Regions from separate parts of the Homo sapiens genome. Here region 2 is linked to region 1. A link is a loop called in an ENCODE intact Hi-C map of the cell type or tissue named here. Cell type or tissue: PC-3. All regions are shown on one strand. Each heading gives the region's core, and the rest is flanking DNA. Links, peaks and the distances in the headings are about the cores only.

The links. Hi-C counts contacts between places; a loop is a spot of excess contacts. Peaks named below come from ENCODE experiments on the same cell type or tissue, not always from the same donor. Only the 100,000 strongest peaks of a DNase experiment are listed, where the experiment ranks them.
Region 2: a loop joins it to region 1, with 4 times the contacts of the local background. A loop is called at or near these places in 3 of 110 quality-filtered maps.

The regions. Positions count from the first base shown.
Region 1 is chr18:9,821,299-9,828,564 of GRCh38, forward strand. All of the region lies in intron 5 of RAB31 (RAB31, member RAS oncogene family), which reads left to right. Among named protein-coding and RNA genes, the nearest start is that of TXNDC2, 61 kb to the right of the region's middle. In PC-3, for the core only: no CTCF peak of the experiment used is centred there; a DNase peak (open chromatin) is centred at 4,403; H3K4me3 peaks cover 366 bases; H3K27ac peaks cover 2,047 bases.
Region 2 is chr18:9,734,208-9,741,473 of GRCh38, forward strand. The region is part of intron 1 of RAB31 (RAB31, member RAS oncogene family); the gene reads left to right. Among named protein-coding and RNA genes, the nearest start is that of RAB31, 30 kb to the left of the region's middle. RefSeq lists an enhancer at 395-894. In PC-3, for the core only: no CTCF peak of the experiment used is centred there; DNase peaks (open chromatin) are centred at 2,944, 3,424 and 3,774; H3K4me3 peaks cover 1,644 bases; H3K27ac peaks cover 2,413 bases.

The DNA of each region.
Region 1 (7,266 bases), core at 1,460-6,459:
ACTAAGTTTTTAAGACCTATTTTTACACTTGCTATTCTCCCTTAGAGAGAAAGTCTAAGGTTGAGGGCCCTCTGCAGACAAGTGTGTCTAACTAGAGTTTAATTATATTTTGTCTTTATCATATTTATTTTTTAGGATTACATTCTTTTTATGATAGTTGACACTAGTGTTGCATTTATGACAGTGATATCATATTTCTTTTAAAATGTTAAAAAAGTTGATTTATGCACATGACATGATTATCTACACAGAAAAGCCCAAAGAATCTACCAAAAAAGTTCTAAAAATACTAAGTGGGTTCAGCAAAGTTGTGGGATACAAAAGCAACGTGGAAAAATCAATCAGATTTCTATATATTAATACTAACAATAAATATGCAGAAACTGAAATTTAAAACACGATATTCTTTACAATTGCTCCAAAGAAAATGAAATACTTAGGCATATATTTAACAAAACATATATAGGAGCTGTATGCTGAAAAGTACAAAATGTTGATGAAAGAAGTCATGTAAGAGTTGAATAAATGGAGAGACATATTATGTTTATGAATTGAAAGTCTCAACATAGTAAAGATGTTCATTCTCTTCAAATTGAGTTATAGGTTTAAATGAAATTTTTGTCAAATCTTAGCAAGGTTTTTTGTAAACATAAATAAGCCTATTCTAAAATTTATATGGAAAATCACAGACACTGAATAGCTAAAACGATATTGACAAAGAAGAATATAATGGAAAGAATCACTCTGTTCTATATGAAGGCTTACCATATAGCTACAGTAATCGAGACAGTATGGTATTGGCAGTGAGACGGATGCATAGATCAATGGAACAGAATAGAGAACCCAGAAATAAATCTACACAAATATGCTCAATTGATTTTTTGACAAAGATGCAAAGGTAGTTCAACAGAAGAAGCAATTCAACCAATGACCTTTTCAACAAATAGAGTAATCGGACATCAATAGGCAAAACAAAAACAAACCTCAACCTTATATAAAATTAGTCTAAAATGAATCACAGGCTTTAATGTAAAATGTTAACCCATAAAACTTTTAGAAAAACTTCTAAAAGAAAATAAATTTAAAGATCTGGGGTTAGGCAAAGAGTTCTTAGACTTATCATTAAAAGCACGATTCATATAAGGAAATACTGATAAATTAGACACCCTTAAAATTTAAAAACTTAAAAATATTTGCTCTGTGAAATATTGAGGTGTGAAGAGGATGAAAGACAAGCTACAGACTAGGAGGAAATATTTGCAAACTATATATCTATAAGGGACTAGTATGTAGACTATATAAAGAACTCACAAAATTTACATGAAAAAATTTGAAAATGGCAAAAGACATAAACAGACATTTCACCTGAGAGAATAGGAAGATGGTGAGGAAGGATATAAGGCGACGTTCAATATCATCATCAAACCTATCAGAATGGCTAAAATAAAAATCAGCGACAACACCTAATGCTGGTGAGGATATGGAAAAACTGAGTCATCCATACGTTGCCGGTGTGAATGCAAAATGGCACAGCCACTCTGGAAAACAGTTTGGCAGTTTCTTATAAAACTAAACGTGCAGTTACCATATGGCCTGGCAATCACATTCACGGGCATTTATCCTGGAGAAATGAAAACTTATGTTCACACAAAACCTGCACATGAATATTCATAGACACGTTATTTGTAATAGTCCTAAACTGGGATCAGCCCAGATGTCCTTCAGTTACGAATGGCTAAACAAACTGTGGTGCATCCATACCATGGACTACTACTCAGCACTAAAAGGAGGCAAACTGCTGATACACACAGCTCGAAATGCATCTTCAGGGGAATTGTGCCGAGTGAATGAAGCCAGTCCCAAAGGTTTCACATTGCATGGTTCCATTTATATAACATTTTAGAAATAGAGGATAGATTACTGATTGCCAGGGCCTATCATAAGGGGAAGTAGGGGTGGGGGACGGGGAGGAAAGTGGGCATGGGTTTGAAAGAGCAACATAAGGGACCCTGTGGTGTCGGCACTGCTTGGTATCTTCTCTGTGGTGGTGGACACAGGAACCTACACAGGTGGTAAAATTGTATACAGCTTAACTCACATACATAAGTGCATACAAGTAAAACTGGAGAAATCTGAATAAGATAGAATGCATCAATGACAATGTCCTCTTTGTGATATTATACCATAGTTTTTCAAGATGTGACCATTTAGGGAAACTGGGCGAAGTGTATGAGAAATCGCTTGGTACTGTTTCTTACAACTGCATGTAAACGAATCTACGGTTATCTCAGTAAAAAATCTGATTAACAAAAAGTTGATTTAGATAAAAATAATAAATATTGGAACAGTCAGGTGAGGGTATGTGTGATACATATGCATTATATATATTATATACACATGGCAAAAATTACAAAGGGGGATGTATTTGACAAAAATTTTGTAAACACACTGGGCCAAATGATTAAATTAACCATCTCCAGCACACCTAAGGTACAAAAGATAAACAGGGTAACTGTATTAAAAATTCCCATTTAGGAAAGAGGGAAGGGGAAGACTGCTGCCTGGGTCTCTGCCCAGAATGTCTGTCTCCTGTGAGACAGGAATAGTCGGTAAGTGATAGGGCCTGGGAACCTAGTGGGCACCGGCTTGTTGACACGTTTCTATGGTGGGGGAATCGGTTCTTGGTCAGCAATCTGGCTGCTCCAGATTCTGCCTGCTGATATAACTTTTCTGGGGAGTTAGCCAAACCTCTAAACCCCAGACCTTATTCAGAGCTTGACCTTCTTTTACTCTAATCCCAAAGTACTTTGCTCTCCTGTAATTCCCAGAAAACTGTATTTGATTTTTAACTGAGGGTTGTAGCAGGACAGTATGTAGATATGTGTGTGTAGATATGTGTGGATGTAGATGTGTTTGTATGTGTGTGTGTATGTGTGTGTGTAGATGTATGTGTGTATGAGTGTGTGTGTAGATGTGTATGTAGATGTGTGTGTATGTGTGTGTAGATGTGTATGTGTGTGTAGATGTATGTGTGTATAAATGTGTGTGTAGATGTGTGTATAGGTGTGTGTGTGTAGATGTGTATGTGTGTGTGTAGATGTATGTGTATATGAGTGTGTGTAGATGTGTGTGTATGAGTGTGTGTGTAGATGTGTGTGTGTAGGTGTGTGTGTGTTGGTGGAACTGATCTCATCCAACACACTTTGGTTGTGTAAGCTTGTCAATTCTTGGAAGGAGCTCTGCCTGGCCTATTTTGAGAATTTGCTGGATGGAAATGGAATTCGCCCTCCAACCTTGGCTCAGCCCACTTAAGGCATTTGAGTGCAGAAGTACTTGGCAGAGATGCCTGTTCAGTGTGTTTCATCTTCTTGCATGTTCCAGAAGATGGTATAAAGGTCCGCCCCACTCCCAGAGTGGAAGGCATTCAGAGGCATCCGGTCAGGTACACTCAGGATTTTTAGCTTGGATTTTTTTCTAGGTTCCTGATCTTGGTGAGAGATTTTCCTATCTTGAACAACCCTAAACAAAATCTCCCCTGCTCAAATTATTGTGAAACTGAAGTAATGTATGGTCCCTCTGAATTTGAGGCATGAAAGCAAAGTGGAATGTGAGAAGACTGTCCTGGACTTGCACAGAGTAGGTGCTCAGGGGTGTAACCCCCCGTCCTTCCTGCCGCTCTTCTCCCTCCCCATGAATGTTCTGGTCACAGCTCCCAGGGGTGGAGAGTGTGCAGTTCCTGGTGGGGCAGGCCATTCTGTTCTCTCCACCATCTGCTGATGCTGGAGTTAGGCTTGCACAGTTGGGGACATTTAAGGGATTGTCAGAGTTGCAAGAAAATAAGAACCTCAAATGGATTGAATCCACAGGATCTGGGGTACCAGCTGACTTGCCTGGTCAAGATGGCAGGAGAACCTAGTCTGTGTGCGAGCTGGGGCTGGCAGCAAGTTTCTGAACAAGTAGCACATGGCATGGGGCTAATTCAAGGTCTGTGCTATTCTAGGACAGCAGATTGGCCTAGGGTCTAAATAGAAAAGAAAGCTTTGTCTCAGAAAGTCTGGAGAGCCCTACAGGACGCTGCATGTCCTTTTCCTGGGTCTGGTGGGAAAAACAGGGCAGTTGAGTCTTGCAAAGAAAAAAAGAGAAATAGGTTGTAACCTTGCCTCAGTGGTTTTAAAAGTTTCATGAATTCAAGAAACCATAGTGCACTTGTTAAAAATTCCAGTTCTAGGAACCAGGTCCAGAGATTTTGATTCAATAGGAAGAGGCAGGCAAGGGTATGTGCATTTTAAAAAGTGATCCTTTTACAAGTGGTCCAAGGGTCATTCTCGGAAAAGCATTGCTTTCGTCAGTAGGAGTTTATGGTAGAGAAGAATGAGGAAGTCCCAGAATCTATCCTGGCATCTGTACAGGTCTCTAACTGCAGGCTGCACTGTCTGGGCTTCTCTCTTGCCCTTCAGGCTTCCTGGAGAATGAAAACAATGACTCATCATCTTTCAGGATTCAAAAGTGTCACCCATTATCCTAAGCAAATTAATCCAGGAACAGAAAATCAAATACTGCATGTTCTTACTTATAAGGGGAAGTAAGCATTGGGCACTCACGGACATAAAGATGGAAACAGACACTGGGAGCTTCAGAGGCAGGAAGGAGTGGGGGACAGTTGCAAAACTTCCTCTTGTGCTCAGTACGTGGGTGACAGAATCAATTGTACCCCAAACCTCAGTGTCACCCCGCATACCCATGTAACAAACCTGCACACGTACCCCTCTGAATCTAAAATAAAAGTTGAAATTATTGGCTGGTCAGGGTGGCTCACACCTGTAATCCCAACATGTTGGGAGGCTGAGGTGGGCAGCTTACCTGAGGTTGGGAGTTCAAGACCAGCCTGGCCAACATGATGAAACCCCCCTCTACTAAAAATACAAAAATTAGCCAGGTGTGGTGGCACACGCCTGTAATCCCAGCTACTTGGGAGGCTGACACATGAGAATTGCTTGAACCCAGGAGGCAGAGGTTGCAGTGAGCTGAGATCGCACCACTGCATTCCAGCCTGGGTGACAGAGCGAGACATTGTCTCAAAATACAAACAAACAAACAAACAAAAAAGTTGAAATTATTTAAAAAAACACACACACAAAACACAAAAGTGACACCATTGGCCCTTCATCTTTAATCTCTTCCAAAGCATTTCCAGGGCCTCTCTGCCCCCTTTCACACCCCACATTCATAATCACCAGGAGAAGAGATGTGATTGGGTTCAAATTAATATGAGGCTACCCTATTTAGCTTGGATCTTTTTCTAGGTTCCTGATCTTGGTGAAAGATTTTCCTATTTTGAACAACCCTAAACAAATTCTTCCTCTGCTCAAATTATTGTGAAACTGAAGTAATGTATGATCCCTCTTCTGGATGGTTCGACTCCCTTATATCCAGCCTGTGCTTGGTTGCCTTTGGCTTGGGTAAGGGGTTAAGGGTACCTGGCTTTGGGACCTCTGTGAGAGGACCTGCAGGTATTTCAGGAACCATTTGCTTTAGGGCCATGTGGCCAGGATCCTCCGCGAAGGAGGGAAGGTCAGAGGAAGAAGAGCATATCCTATCCCACCCTGGCCCTTAAGCAAGAATCACTCCCTCACACTTCCTCTGACAAGCATGGGCAGCCTTGACCTATAGCTGCCATAATAAGTCATTCCTTGGGAGAAATTACTCCAACCCCATACATTCCGCATAGCAGGTTCTAGTTCTACATTTCTTCTGCTTGATCTTGTTTTCCTGATTTTGAATTCTTGGCTCTACACAAATCCCCTTTGACTCTTCCCAATTTGAAACTCTTTCAGGCTTTCCTGGTCATTTTTGGACATTGGCCTTCATTTCATGGCTTCTAATGGAACTGCTTTTCAAGCTCAGGGGTCTCCTGTTGGCATTTCCTTGAAATTCCACCTCTCACTGGTGTATTTAGGGCCACGAATGAATCAGAAGGATGAGGGAGGGATCAGGAAGTGCCGATGGGAGAAGACCCCTCAGACCTAGTTTATTTTATCTTACAAGTGGTAGCAGTGGGAAGTTACCCAACAACAGTGACGATGGGGGCTGGGTTGGGAAGTGGGAGAACTTTCTTCTCAGAGGTGGTGGGTAATGACCTTGAGATGGCTCTGCTGTCACTGGCTGCCTCTGCCTAAGATTCCTCCTACCCTCCCCATGAATACAACCCAGGAGATGCTCAGGGGCTGTTCTCATGCACTCTCGCCTCTTCTGAGGGATGGAATCATGGTCTCTTAACATCTTACGGAAGCACTCTGGTGCCTCTTACAGAAACATTGGGAGGGATGGGTGGGACTGCTGCCAGGGAGTCCAGAATTCCTTCCTGGAGTAGAGGTCATACACCAAGACAAAGGGCATCTAGTGTTAGAAGTGAAAATAGGGTAGGGTAGGAGGAAGGAAATTAGTCCTATCAGCTCTCAGTCATTTGATTAGCAAATACGTTTTGACGGTCCTTTTGTGGCAGCAAAGTGCTGTGAGAATAGAAAAGAGACTGTCTTTTCCTTTGAGCTATTAATGTTTACTTCTATTTGGGCAGCCAAGAAAGGGGGTGGGGAAGTATCTGATGAGCAATGTAAGACTGTATTTAATGAAGTTCCAGTTGGTCTGATGCAGTCCAGAAAGGACAGAGGGGTTCAGGAAGGGGAGAGGTCAGAATCATCTGTTGTGACTAGGAAAGGCATGGGACGACATGCGTCCCAGGTGAGGTATGTGCCACAGGCAGTTACGGATGTGTTGGAGGAGGAAATTCCAGGAAGGGGCAAGATCTGGAACGAAGGCCTGGAGGTGGGAGCGAGCTTGGCACGTGTTGGCAGGGAGGGGCCGTCAAGAATATCTACCCTGCGCCTGCCCTGGGGAATAGTGGGAAAGATGGCGGGATGGTGTGGGTCTCAGAAGCATGCAGAGTGGGTGGGCTCGATGTGCTGGCCAGGATGGTGCCCGCCTCGGCTTCCCCATTGCCAGGCAGTCAGAACACTGTTTTCTTCTGAGCCTGTTGTGGCCCCAGGCTCCTCCTTAATGCAATGCCTCGGGTAGTCACTACCAGTTAAAGAGATCAAACCTATTGGCCATCCTCCAAGGAGGCTGTGGGAGCCGTTCTAGTGTCTTGAGTAAGTGTGTGATTCATGCAATTTCCTGTGCAATCTATAGCTGGAAACCAGGGTGAGCCTGTGCTTCCATAGTGTACACGGTCAAGTTAGAAACACCACCAGCCATCTCCTCACTTGTTTT
Region 2 (7,266 bases), core at 1,032-6,031, 88 kb before region 1:
ACGAACTCCTTCCCTGCACTGTCACAGCCCTGTGAGGTGTTGCTCTTCCTGTCACTATTGTGCAATTGAGATGGAAGCCTGGAGAAGTTAAATACTTGCTCAGGGCCCCGCAGCCAGTAAGTGGCAGGACCTGTGCTTACCTCCTGGCCTATGGACTCCAGCGATTGTGTTGTGAAGCCACCACACCCGCTGCCTTTCCTGAACACGGACAGGAAGCGTTACATACCTAACGAGGAGAACATGGGCAAAACCTTGCGAGTTTAAGTTGTGAGTGAGCTAAGGGTGAGCCGAGAGGATGACTGTAGCCAAGCCTGGCAGCCTGGGGAGCCTATCTGCAGGTGTGGAGGGGTGAATTGTTAGTGAAGGTGAGGAACAGCAGAAAGGAGAGGCAGGCAGGGTGCAGAAAGGATCCCGGATACGATGAACAAAGCGGGGCCCGAGGAGCCACCCCTGCGGGGGAGCAGTGGGGTGGGGAAGGACTCGAGTCTCTGGCGCCTCAGCACTGTGTGCCAGGTGAGAGACAAGTTGTGTGTGGTTTTATTCTTTCCATATCCATTTCTTTTTGTTTGGTTTTGTTTTTAAAAAGTATTTAGCATTTAATGAACCTCCTTCCCTGCGGCTGCAAGCCACCAGCACACAGGCCCCCCAGCATTCTTAATCTTCTCAGCTCATCAGAATTGGGCCTTCATGATGACAGACTGCTTTGGGAGCTTTCCCTTTCCCAGAACTTTATAGTAGCCCAGTTGCACCACAGCAGTGATGGGAGGAGCCTCTTGGTGGTGGCGGTGGTTTTTTGTTGTCGTCGTTGTTGTTGTTTTGTTTTTTTTTGAGATGGAGTCTCGCTCTGTCGCCCAGGCTGGAGTGCAGTGGTGCAATCTCGGCTCACTGCAACCTCTGCCTCCCGGGTTCAAGTGATTCTCCTGTCTCAGCCTCTCAAGTAGCTGGGATTATAGGCGCCTGCCACCATGCCTGCCTAAGTTTTGTATTTTTAGTAGAGACGTGGTTTCACCATGTTAGCCAGGCTGGTCTCGAACTCCTGACCTCAAGTGATCCGCCTGCCCTGGCCTCCCAAAGTGTAGGGATTATAGGTGTGAGCCACCATGCCCGGCCCTCAGTCTTGTTTTTAGCAGCATTTGCCTGTGTCTGCTCACGGATCATAGTCCACAGTTTGTCAAAGTTGACAGTTGGGCTGAAGCTCTGTTTCCTCTTTAAGTGGTAATGCCTCACACCAGCTTTCCCACATAACCTGGGTGACATTTGTCAAAGTTGATCCTGTGGTGGTGCACACCACCTGCATTACCACAGCCTCCACGGTGCTTCCGCACTCGGTGATGTGGCCATGGCCGTGGCTCGTGTGGCCCTGAAGTTTCCGGCTCTTCCTCAGTCTGGATGGCATGTCAGACAAAAGAGGAAGATTTCTACAAAGTCTCTTAAGGTATTGAGCACCTATTTCTCCTTTTAAAAACGGGCAAGCTGAGCACAGTTGTGCATGCCCATAATCCCAGCTACTTGGGAGGCTGAGGTGGGAGGATCGCTTGAGCCCAGGAGTTTGAGATCAGCTTGGGCAAAGGGGAATTTTTCTTTCATTATCATTTTGATGTAGAAAATCAGTAACATCTTCTTTGCCAATATGAAAACATGTTTTTCTTTAAGCAGAGTCTTGCTGTCAGCCAGATTGGAGTGCCATGGTGAGATAATAGCTTACCGCAGTCTTGAACTCCTGAGTACAAGGGATCCTCCTGCCTCATCCTCCTGAGTAGGTGGGACTACAGACATGCACCACCAAGCCTGGCTAATTTTTAAAATTTTTGCAGCGATGGGGTCTCACTAGGTTGCCCCGGCTGGTCTGGAACTCCTGGGCTCACACAACCCTCCTGCCTGAGCCTCCTGAGTAGCCGGGATCACAGGTGCACACCACCATGCCTGGCTAATTTTTCATTAAAAATTTTTTTTAGAGGGTCTTGCTAGGTTGCCCAGACTGGTATTGAACTACTTGCCTCAAGTGATCCTCTCCCCTCAGCTTCTCAAAGTGATGGGATTACAGATGTGAACCACCATGCCTAGCCTGAAAACATTTCCTTTTGATTCTAGCATTTAGATCCTAAACCTAAAACCGTTGCCCTAGAATTGCGCTGCCCACTTTTGCTGCTGATCTTATTCCCTGTCCAGACCTTTGAGGACCAGAGTTGGTTGGGCCTCCCTCCCAGATGATGCTCAGGGTACTGGATGCTGGAGTGCAGGGACTTTCTCTGGTGACTGTGGGGAAGCCCCTGCCCTCTCCCCTCCCTTTTTTTTTCATTTGTTGATTGGCAAAGCTGAGATTTCCCAGTGTATGTGAATTTGGTTTGGTTCATTTGTAAACCCCTTGACAACTCTGTACATCAGAATAATGGCATTCCTCTTGGGAGTATTTTGTAATTATTTGCTCAGTGTGTAATATCCCATTAAATATCCAAAGTCAATTCAGCAAATGTTTATTAATAATAAGATTTGCCGAAAGCAAGAGAAGTCTTAAGTGGGTTATGCCTACAGTTTCTAGAAAGCCTTCAGATTGTGGTGGTAAAAAAACTTGGCTTTGTAAATTTTGTGTAATTCGTATTAGAAGATGCTAATTTATTTTAAAAGCACAGTACTCTTTTGTGGTAAATTTCCAAGTTTGCCCCTGTCATTTGAAAAGCTTTTGGTGTGAGTGTTTTCAGATGTTATTGGGTGGTAGGGGCAAGGACTCGTTATTTTTGTTTTCAAATATGTATTATCTCTTTCAAATAGCTATTAAAATTTATTATGTATTTGCACTTATAAATGTTTTATGTACCAATTTAAAAAATGGATCAATAGATTTCTGTGTCTAGCAGAGAATCGATTAATGAGTTTTGAATAGTGTGCCAAGGTGACTCAGCTTTATGACTTTCCATGGATGACAGATTCTGCCCCTGCGACAAGGTCAAGCCCATAAAAATTCCAATCAGATACCACAAAAAGCACAGTTTCATAGGTCAGTTTAATTCTATAGCAGTCTTTTTTGTCAGCATAGCTGGCGATTCCATCTGTTTTAATTTAAGATTCACCCCAGCCATGCCTCTGTAGCAGGTGACACGTGCACACACACACACACCCCCACACCCACACACTGTTTCCTTATGTAACATACATGATGTAAATATGTAATATAAATGTATAGTTATGTAGAATATAAATATATTTACATTGTAGTAGAGGCTGAGTCGGTGGTATAATAGAGCATCTGCAATTCAATATTTAGAGTATAAAGCTGTTTTTCCTTTGTGAAACCATTTGTTTTCCATACACTGCTTGGTGTTGGGCGGGGAAATAATGCAGTTACTTATCTGCTACACTAACGAGCAGATGACTGTCCTCCTCTCCTGCGGCTCTTCTGCAGAAATGAGTCGCCACAGTGAATTGCTTGTGTTTATTATTCTGGTCATGGGTTAGCACCAGGTGTCACAGTGAATCAATCTTGGATTGGTAAAAGGTTGTCACGACGGCAGAAAATTGCAGGCTAGAGCAAATTGTCCTATGCCCATTACAGAATCTCAAGTAATGATGGTTGGTTATGCATGGAGGGGCTGAAATAGTCCATAGCATAAGGAAACCAAGCAGGGGTCTCTAAATAGGTCAGAGGGTTCTAACAGATACCCCACCCCCTTCTGCTTTTAAAAGCTCTTGTTACTGAATGGTCATAAAGAGAGTTTTGTCTGCCCCCCACGCTAACCAACAAGACAGGCTTACCAACAACGTGGTCCTGGCAGGCAGCCAGCCGGCCGGCATTTAAATGATGCTTGCTGCTGTGGCAACCCCACGGGCCTTTAATGGGTGAGCGTGGATGCAGCAGCTGAAGGCCAAGTGCATCATGGAAGGCAGCGGTGCAAGCACAGCCCTGGTTCCAATGACTTAACGCCGCCTGGGCCACTGCAAGACCGGTGTGGCAGACAGACCCCCTGGCGAGGAGCTAACTGTGGGGTGGGTGGTGGGATATTGTGAAATGTGTATTTGGTCTTCATCCCTGTTTCCTAAAACCCTTAGAATCTCTGGAGCAAAGAGTATTTTTTGCCTGCTCATGATGGACTGATAGCTGGCAGCCCCCAGGTAGCTTTAGGATGGGGCTGGTCACAGGAAAGACCAAGGCAAGATGGGAGGGTTGGGACTTTTAGCCCCACCACCAATCTCCAGGGAAGGGACCTCCAGGGAAGGGAAGGGGCGGAAGGTTGAGTTGATCACCAGTGGCCATTGGTTTAATCAGGCATGCCTACGTCATGAAGTTTCCATAAAAACCCAAAAGGGTGAGTTTGGAGAGCTTCTGGATAGCTGAACATGTGGAGGCTCCTGGAGGGCGGCGCAGGGGCACACTGGGGAGGGCATGGAAGTCCCACACCCCTTCCCACATGCCTTGCCCTACAAGTCTCTTCATCTGCATCCTGTGTAACATCCTTTATAATAAACTGGTGAATGTCAGTAAGTGTTTCCCGGGGTTCTGTGAGCCACTCTAGCAAATTAATCAAACCTGAGGAAGTGGTCATGGGAACCCTGATTTGCAGCCCATCAATCAGAAGCACAGGACACCTTCCTCCTTGTGCTAGGCCTCTGGAGTAGGAGGAGGCAGCCTTGTAGGACTCAGCCTCCCGCTGTGGGATCTGACATTATCTCCAGGTAGGTAGCTTCACAATTGAGTTGAACTAGAGAACACTCAGAGAACTAGAGAACGCTGGTGTCCGCTGAAGAATCAGTGGCTTGCTTGGTGTGTGGGGAAAACCTCCTGTACATTTGGTCACAGAAGCATTTTGTGTTGTGAGAGTAGACTAGGAGAAAAAACATTTTGTTTTTCTACTCAGGTGGCATGTTCCAAATAAAAACACTGGAAAGAATATGAGTTTAAAGAAATGGATTGTAATGCATGATATAGTTGCATACTATATAAATACATCTCGTAAATTTGGATTTCATTGCCTTAGAATTTCTAAGAATTTGGCCAGGCACGGTGGCTTACGCCCGTAATCCCAGCACTTTGGGAGGCCAAGGCAGGCGGATCATGAGGTCAGGAGATCGAGACCATCCTGACTAACACGGTGAAACTCCGTCTCTACTAAAAATAAAAAATTAGCTGGGTGTGGTGGCGAGCACCTGTAGTCCCAGCTACTCAGGAGGCTGAGGCAGGAGAATGGCGTGAACCTGGGAGGCAGAGCTTGCAGTGGGCCGAGATTGTGCCACTGCACTCCAGTCTTGGCAACAGAGGGAGACTCTGTCTCAAAAAAAAGAATTTGTAAGAATTCAGACTCAGGGTGCAGGATGAATTTACTGCTTAGGAAGATGTAATGTGCTAAAAAAAAAAAAAAAGTAAACAAACTATCTGGATGATTCTTAGCCTATGGAGAGTAAAGCACAGGTTTTTAAGTTTCTTAGATACACTGTATTGATGAGGATACAGACTAAGCTGCTGAAACAGGAGATCCCAGATTATAGTGACTTCAGCTTTTTCAGTCCTCCTGGTGGCTGGTTCAGGGCTTGTTTGGTGGCTTGTGGGGTCATCACATTGTATACTCTCCTGTCCTGTGTGCCAGCACCTGGTCACATGGCCACCCCTGACTGCAAGGAAGATGGGAAAATGTCATCGTTAGCTGGGTAACCAGGGGCCCAGCTAAAACTCAGGGTTCTTTTTCTAATAGTTGAAAGGGAGAGTGAGTATCACAGAGCCCCAGCAGTTTCTCTCCTAAGCATCTTTTATTTTCCAATGAGGACACTGCCAGGCCAGTTGTGTCTTCCTTGGCTAGAGCTTTGATCTGCAAACTTGGAGCTGATTCTGACCTCAGACCCTGGGGTGACGAGAGGAGCTCTATGATTCTAGTTAGACCAGCCTAATGGATGAATCCTGACTCCCTCACTTGCTGTTTGTGTGGCCTTCAGTTCGGCTGTTGAGCCTCTCTGACATTCCGATTCACTGGTAATGATAACTGTCTCACAAAGTCATTGTAACAAGTATTTTGAGAACATCCAGGATAATGCCAGTCATATGATGAGTTTTCAGTAAAAGTTCCTTTGTTCCTTCCTCTATAGGATGAATCATAGAAATCATCTACTTACCTAACGCTTCCAGTGAAACAAGTTAATTTGCTCAGAGCCTGATTTAATTTGCATTATTGCATCAGGATGACACCTCTTTACAGTAAAGTTATTTATACTTCTCCAAATGCAAAATTTAAAATTATTTTGGCTGGACGTGGTGGCTCTCGCCTGTAATCCCAGCACTTTGGGAGGCCGAGGAAGGTGGATCACTTGAGGTCAGGAGTTCGAGACCAGCCTGGCAACATGGTGAAACCCTGTCTCTACTAAAAATGCAAAAATTAGCTGGGCGTGGTGGCGCACACCTGTAATCCCAGCTACTCAGGAGGCTGAGGCAGGAGAATTGCTTGAATCTGGGAGGTGGAGGTTGCAGTGAGCCAAGATTGCACCACTGCACTCCAGCCTGGGCAACAGAGTAAGACTCTGTCTCAAAAAAAAAAATTCTTTTGGTGGGTTAATGTTACCCAGAAGCAGATCATACTGTGCTCACACATCTTCTGTCCACATCATACCAATGCTAGAATAAAGGGGGTAAACAGAAAAACAGGTTTTCTTGGGAAATGACATATGGAAGTTGCTGCACAGGGGTCTCTAATGGCAGAGGTGCCTCCAGGGGGCTTTGATATGTCAGCAGTAGCAGCGCACACTGCAATGCCTTCCTTGCTTGTAGTAAGTGGCCTCTGGGTTCTTAAAACAAGACCCTATTGTGTAAGATGCTGGACTTGGGAAAACCCCTGGCAGGGGCTGCATTGAGGCTGGTGACTCCTGTTGGGGCATTGTGTGCTGCATAGTGTAATAGGCAGCCACTCTAGGCCCAGCATGGTGGCTCACGCCTGTAATCCCAGCACTTTGGAAGGCCGAGGTGGGCGGATCACTTGAGGTCAGGAGTTCGAGACCAGCCCGGCCAACATGGTGAAACTCCGTCTCCACTAAAAGCACAAAAATTAGCCAGGTGTGGTGGCGGGCACCTATAATCCCAGCTACTAGGGAGGCTGAGGCAGGAGAATTGCTTGAACCTGGTGGGGCAGAGGTTGCAGTGAGCCGAGATAACGCTACTGCACTCCAGCCTGGGCAACAGAGTAAAACTCCGTCTCAAAAAAAAAAAAAAAAAAAAAAAAAAAGGCAGCTGCTCTGGGCACCCCTGGATTGTGGCAAACTTCAGAATTGGGTGTCAGTGCTAAGTGACCAAGA